Regions from separate parts of the Homo sapiens genome. Here region 1 is linked to region 2. Evidence: chromatin contacts called from ENCODE Hi-C data. All regions are on one chromosome and are shown on one strand. The core of a region is the stretch at or near the end of the contact, and the rest is flanking DNA. Distances in the headings are between cores, read along the strand shown. Region 1 overlaps SCIMP (SLP adaptor and CSK interacting membrane protein). Region 2 has its middle 12 kb from the start of HASPIN.

The links. A loop is a pair of places that touch in the nucleus more often than their neighbours do. Pooled maps may share reads with other maps.
Region 1: a loop to region 2 is called in a map with no recorded cell type, with 8 times the contacts of the local background. The contact joins two enhancer-like sites. A Hi-C loop is called at or near these places in 2 of 37 single-sample maps with no recorded cell type and 3 of 50 pooled maps.

The regions. Positions count from the first base shown.
Region 1 is chr17:5,225,772-5,228,920 of GRCh38, forward strand. The region is part of intron 1 of SCIMP (SLP adaptor and CSK interacting membrane protein); the gene reads right to left. All of the region lies in intron 5 of ZNF594-DT (ZNF594 divergent transcript), which reads left to right. Among named protein-coding and RNA genes, the nearest start is that of SCIMP, 7.5 kb to the right of the region's middle. RefSeq lists a silencer at 330-530. Within about 2 kb of position 1,785, at least 7 of the 41 ENCODE cell types and tissues checked have a DNase peak (open chromatin) inside an H3K27ac peak, as active enhancers do.
Region 2 is chr17:3,709,828-3,713,127 of GRCh38, forward strand. It overlaps a transcript of P2RX5 not described here. Among named protein-coding and RNA genes, the nearest start is that of HASPIN, 12 kb to the right of the region's middle. RefSeq lists a silencer at 995-1,195. Within about 2 kb of position 1,289, at least 10 of the 41 ENCODE cell types and tissues checked have a DNase peak (open chromatin) inside an H3K27ac peak, as active enhancers do.

The DNA.
Region 1 (3,149 bases), core at 535-3,034, 1.5 Mb after region 2:
AAAAAACACCGATCTCAAAGAGGGAGTTGTGAGAACCCCAACTTGAAGCTGGTTGCTCTCAAGTTCCAGAGGCCCGGACTTGCGACTGACGTCTGGGGAGTTGGGGGCAGCAGTCTTGGGAACTGAGCTGTGAGATCTGATACTATCTCTGGGTCTATAGTGCTGGCATTGAATTGGAGAACACCCAGCTGGTGTTCACTGCTTGGTGTGTGGCGGAAAAACCCTCACACATTTGGTCACAGAAGCCCTTTTCTGTGTTGGTGATTGTTGTGCTGGTGTGAGAACAGAGGAAAAACACCGCTTGCAGAGTTTTTCCTGAAACAATACTCTTTAGAGCGATAGAAATAAATACCACGACCTGCGCATTCAAAGCTGTTGTATCTGGATTGTGACTGCGTGGAAGGTCGAGGCGGGAAGACAGGGGCTGTTGCTTTTCGTTATAAACTCTGCATTACTTGATTTTTGCACTACGTACATTTACTTTGATAACACTGGAAAGAATAAATTGGCCATGTAGTGTAGCTTCCAAAAAAAACTATTGCTTGGGTTTCAAGGTCAAGGAAATTTCATTCTCATCAGTTTCTTGGGAAAGAGGAAGTGGAATGATGTTGTCAGAAAGTGAAACCATGGGTCATTTTCAGAACTACTCAGAGTAATAAATATTTTTTGTCAGTTTTGTTCTTACAAGTGAAATGGACCGCAGAGAGGCACTTTTTCTTTTCTTTTTTCTTTCTTTCTTTTTTTTTTTTTTGAGATGAAGTCTCGCTCTTGTACCCCAGGCTGGAGTGCGATGGCGTGATCTCGGCTCACTGCACCCTCCACCTCTCCAGTTCAAGCGATTCTTCTGCCTCAGCCTCTCCAGTAGCTGCGATTACAGGTGTGTGCCACCATGCCCGGCTAATTTTTTTTGTATTTTTAGTAGAGATGGGGTTTCACCATGTTGGCCAGGCTGGTCTCGAACTCCTGACCTCAGGTGATCCGCCTGCCTCAGCCTCCCAAAGTGCTGGGATTACAGGCATGAGCCACCACGCCCGGCCGACACATTTTTAATAGAACCAAGGAGAGCTTGCTTTTTGAGAGAGGGCAGCTGAGAGAGGGGGCCTAAGAGAATCACATCCTAGTTCCAGTAGGATGTCCTCTAGGCCACCAGGCTGGTTTAATGGCCAAGGTGCTTCCAGAGAGAGGAAGCCCTGGGGAAGGATGATAGAGAGTACAGAAAACAGGGAGTACACAATGGCTGCATGACCGAGTTCAGGCCCTGGGAAGGTATGAAAGCTGGATCCTACCTGTGCTGGCAGACCTGGAGTTGTTGCCACAGAGGGCCGATAAGATTGTGAGTACAGGACTACTGAGGGCTACTGAAGGATCGCAAAGAAGTGTTTGCACTGGCCGAGTGCAGTAGCTCATGCTTGTAATCCTAGCACTTCAGGAGGCCAAGGCAGGCGGATCACTTGAGTCCAGGAGTTCATGATCAGCTTGGGCAACATAGCAAGACCCTGTCTCTATATACACACACACACAACACACACACACACACACACACACACACACACTCTTACACTTAGCCAGGTGTGGCGGCATGTGCCTATAGTCACAGCTACTCAGGAGGTTAAGCTCCTCCTCAGCTACTCAGGGGGTTTCACCATGTTGGCCAGGGTGGTCTTGAACTCCTAATCTCAAGTGATCCGCATGCCTCGGCCTCCCAAAGTTCTGGGATTACAGGCGTGAGCCACCCTGCCCACCCAGAATGAACTTTCAAAAGGGAACAAGGATTAGAGAAGGGAGTGACACTGAATAGAACCAGAGAGAAGGGGCTTGGGGGCAGGAAGTTGAGAGCTCACACCTAAGTTTCCATTTCCTCTGAGGTGGGAGGCAAAGTCAACAGTGTGGGGGTTGAGGTGGGAGGGGTCCGGCTTGAGCAGAGCAGTGCAATAGCACGCACCAACTCCTCCACCTTCCAGCCCAGTCCCCATCCCCCATTCCCATGGCGCTTTCTTCACAATTTTAGTTGGTGGAGCCTCTCTCGTGAGGCCATCCTTTCTCCTTGCCTACCGCATCCCAAGAAGAACTCAGCTACGTGAAGGGATGTCACTACCCCCTGCAATATGTATATGTGAAATATGTTGGGCGCGGTGGCTCATGCCTGTAATCCCAGCACTTTGGGAGGCCGAGGCAGGCAGATCATGAGGTCAGGAGTTCAAGACCAGCCTGGCCAACATGGTGAAACCCCGTCTCTACTAAAATACAAAAATTAGCCAGGCATGGTGGTGTGCACCTGTAATCTCAGCTACTTGGGAGGCTGAGGCAGGAGAATTGCTTGACACTGGGAGGCGGAGGTTGTGGTGAGCCGAGATCACGCCACTGCACTCCAGCCTGGGCAACAGAGCTAGACTCCTTCTCCAAACAAAATTTTAAAAATGAAAAATAAGTTGGGCATGGTGGCACGCGCCTGTGGCCCCAGCTACATGGGAGGTTGAAGTGGGAGGATTGTTGGAGCCCAGGAAGTTGAGGCTGTAGTGAGCTGCAGTCACGCCACTGCACTGCAGCCTGGGTGACAGAGCCAAATCTTGTCTCAAAAAAAAAAAAAATGCATTGAGCACAGTGGCTCACACCTGTAATCTCAACAGTTTTGGAGGCTGAGGCAGGAGGATCACTGAAGGCCAGGAGTTAGCAACCAGCCTGGGCAACACAGCAAGACCTTGTCTCTACAAAAAAAATTAAAAATTTGCCAGGCAAGGTGGTGCATGCCTATAGTCCCAGCTACTCAAGAAGCTTAGGTGAGAGGATTGCTTGAGCCCAGGGATTCGAGGCTACATTGGGCCATGAATGTGCCACTGCACTCCAGCCTGAGTGACAGAGTAAGACCCTGTCTCAAAAAAAAAAGAAAAAACAGTGAAATGCATTTTTCTTCCAACTGAGCCTGTGACAGTGACAGTTGTCTCTTGGTGTATTTGTTCTTTTTATTTGTTTGTTCCTTGTCTGTCTCCCACACTGATGGGCAAGCAGCATAAGAGCAGAGGCTTTGCCTGTAATTACCACTGTGTTTCTAGCGCCTAGAACATCACCTGGGGCAGGACATACCATACATATCTGTGAATATACGAAAGAATGGATGATGCCCCAGTCTCTTTCCCCTGCTATAGATGGAC
Region 2 (3,300 bases), core at 39-2,538:
GAACCCAGGAGGCGGAGTTTGCAGTAAGCCGAGATCATGCTACTGCACCCCAGCCTGGGCGAAAGAGCGAGACTCTGTCTCAAAAAACAAACAAAGAAAAACAAAACAAAACAAACAAAAATTAATAAAATGAAAGTTTCCCTTGATTCCATATACTGAATCTGTTCCTAGTTCAAGTAATGGTAAAATTCTGGTGCCATTATAATATAATTATGACTAGAAGACCCAGAAAATCTTAACCAAATACCCCTCCTTGTAAATGTATTAGAGATGTGCACAGAATAATGCAGTAGTGCAGATTATTTAAGACTGCAGGAGGCCGGGCGTGGCGGCTCACGCCTGGAATCCCAGCACTTTGGGAAGCCGAGGTGAGCGGATCACTTGAAGTCGGGAGTTCAAGACCAGCCTGGTCAACATGGTGAAACCCAGTCTCTACTAAAAATACAAAAATTAGTTTGGTGTGGTGGCATGCACCTGCAGTCCCAGCTACTCAGGAAGCTGAGGCATGAGAATCGATTGAACCTGGGAGGCGGAGGTTGCAGTGAGCCGAGATCATGCTACTGCACTCCAGCCTGGGAGAAAGAGCAAGACTCTATCTCAAATAAATAAATAAATAAATAAATTAATAAAATGAAAGTTTCCCTTGATTCCATATACTGAATCTGTTCCTAGTTCAAGTAATGGTAAAATTCTGGTGCCATTATAATATAATTATGACTAGAAGACCCAGAAAATCTTAACCAAAAACCCCTCCTTGTAAATGTATTAGAGATGTGCACAGAATAATGCAGTAGTGCAGATTATTTAAGACAGCAGGAGGCCGGGCGTGGCAACTCACGCCTGGAATCCCAGCACTTTGGGAAGCCGAGGTGAGCGGATCACTTGAAGTCGGGAGTTCAAGACCAGCCTGGCCGACATGGTGAAACCCCATCTCTACTAAAAATACAAAAGTTAGTTGGGCGTGGCGGCATGCACCTGCAGTCCCAGCTAATTAGGAAGCTGAGGCATGAGAATCGATTGAACCCAGAAGGCGGAGGTTGCAATGAGCCGAGATCGCACCACTGCACTCCAGCATGAACGAGAGCGAGACCCTGTCTCAAAAAAACAAAACAAAACAAAAAAAACTGCTGTTCCCTCCAATAACTGCATCCAAAGTTCAGCGGGTCCCAGCTCAGTCCTTTTCTGGGTAGCAGAGTGGCCCTATGGCATGACTCACTGTTCTTGGATCTATGCAAGCTCTACCATTTCCTGTCCCAGGCAGAGGGTGAAAAGGAAATGAGAAAGGCCTAGCACCTAAAAGGCAGCTTGTAGAAGAAAGACCGGCTGGGAAAGTACCCCATGTGCTTTCTGTTCTCCTTTGCCCTGGTACAGGATAGTGAGTGCAGATTCGAATAACCTGTTTCTCTCATGATACCATCTGAACTTTGGAGGGATGAAACCAATGAAACCAAGCAGGTGTGAAAACCTAAATTGGCCACGTTATTTAGACCTCATTCAATTACGAGAAAAGGTTACTCCACAGGGCTGAGCCCAGCACTCATTCTTTTTTTTTTTTTTTTTTTTTTTTTTTTTTGAGACGGAGTCTCGCTCTGTCACCCAGGCTGGAGTGCAGTGGCGCGATCTTGGCTCACTGCAAGCTCTGCCTCCCGGGTTCAAGCGATTCTCCTGCCTCAGCCTCCAGAGTAGCTGGGATTACAGGCACCCACCACCACGCCCAGCTAATTTTGTATTTTTAATGAAGATGGGGTTTCTCCATGTTGGTCAGGCTGCTCTCAAGCTCCCGACCTCAGGTGATCTGCCCACGTCGGCGCCTCCCGAAGTGCTGGGATTACAGGCGTGAGCCACTGCGCCCGGCCTCATTATTTATTTATTTATTTATTTTTTTGAGACAGGGTCTCGCTCTGTTGCCCAGGCTGGAGTGCAGTGGCACGATCTCGTCTCACTGCAAACTCTGCCTTCTGGGTTCAAGCGATTCTCATGCCTCAGCCTCCTGAGTAGCTGGGACTACAGGTGTATGCCACAGACCTTGGCCCAAGCCATAGCATATGAATTTGTAAAATCTAACCATGTCGCACTTAAAAGTGTCTTCCTCCTCATTAAGTAGTTCCTGATGTAGTTCCCCCGATTACAGCTGCCTTGCTCTAACGCCAATTGGATCAGCACGACTCAGTAAGTCAATAACAAACAGGCTTCCCAGTGACGATGGAAGTGGGGTCTTATTTGCAATTTTAAAAAGTATAAAAAGCAGGGGCTTTTATATAATATGAAAACTTGGACACAACTCCTGAGCACAACAGGAAAATAAGTAAGCAAACTTACCTGTGTGTTTTCCCTCAAAGGCAAATTCCACTGAAACAACCCAAGAGTTACAAGGAAGGGGAAAAGCCTGTGGCAGCATTGGAAAACAGAGAACAATATCATCAAGTGACCGATAGCACAGACGGATTTCTGAACGAAATGAAGATGATGGAATCAGATCAACAGGGAAGCAGATGGTGCCCAACAGCCTAGTGATGTAACACTGGCAAGGTACGGGGCTCCATGAGAGGTGAATGGGCTGCTCCAACCAAGCCCTAGAAACTACCCAAAGGCAGAGCAGCCGGGGCTGGGATAACAGGCAGGTGTGAGGCAGGCAGAGGAGGGCCAGAAAAGCCCTCCCATTACAACCAGGTACACGGTTTACTTCTCAGAGCTCTCCACGTCCTAGTCAAAGAAGTAAGGGTAGCCAAAAGTAGAAATATCAGAAAGACTCCAAATTGCCATTATTTGCAAATAAAATTGTCTCCTTAGAAAAATCCCAAAGAATCAACTAAAGAGTGATTTAAAAACAGTTTGGCCGGGCCCGGATTTGGCTCATGCCTGTAATCCCAGCACTTTGTGAGCCTGAGGCGGGTGGATCACCTGAGGTCAGGAGTTCGAGACCAGCCTAACATGGTGAAACCCCATCTCTACTAAAAGTGCAAAAATTAGCTGGGCATGGTGGTGGGTCCCTGTAGTCCCAGCTACTCGGGAGGGTGAGGCAGGAGAATTGCTGGAACCCGGGAGGCGGAGGTTGCAGTGAGCAGAGATCACACCACTGCACTCCAGCGTGGGCGACAGAGTGAGACTCCGTCTCCAAAAAAACAAAACCACAGTTCAGTAAAATGGCCAGATAAGATAAACATTCAAAACCACCAACTGTTCTAAGTGCAAACTCTAAACAGTCGGGGGAAAAAACGGTATTTTCACACAGTAGCAACAAAAGCATAATAACAGGTCAGGCGCAGTGGCTCACGCCCCAACACTTTCAGAGGCTAAGGC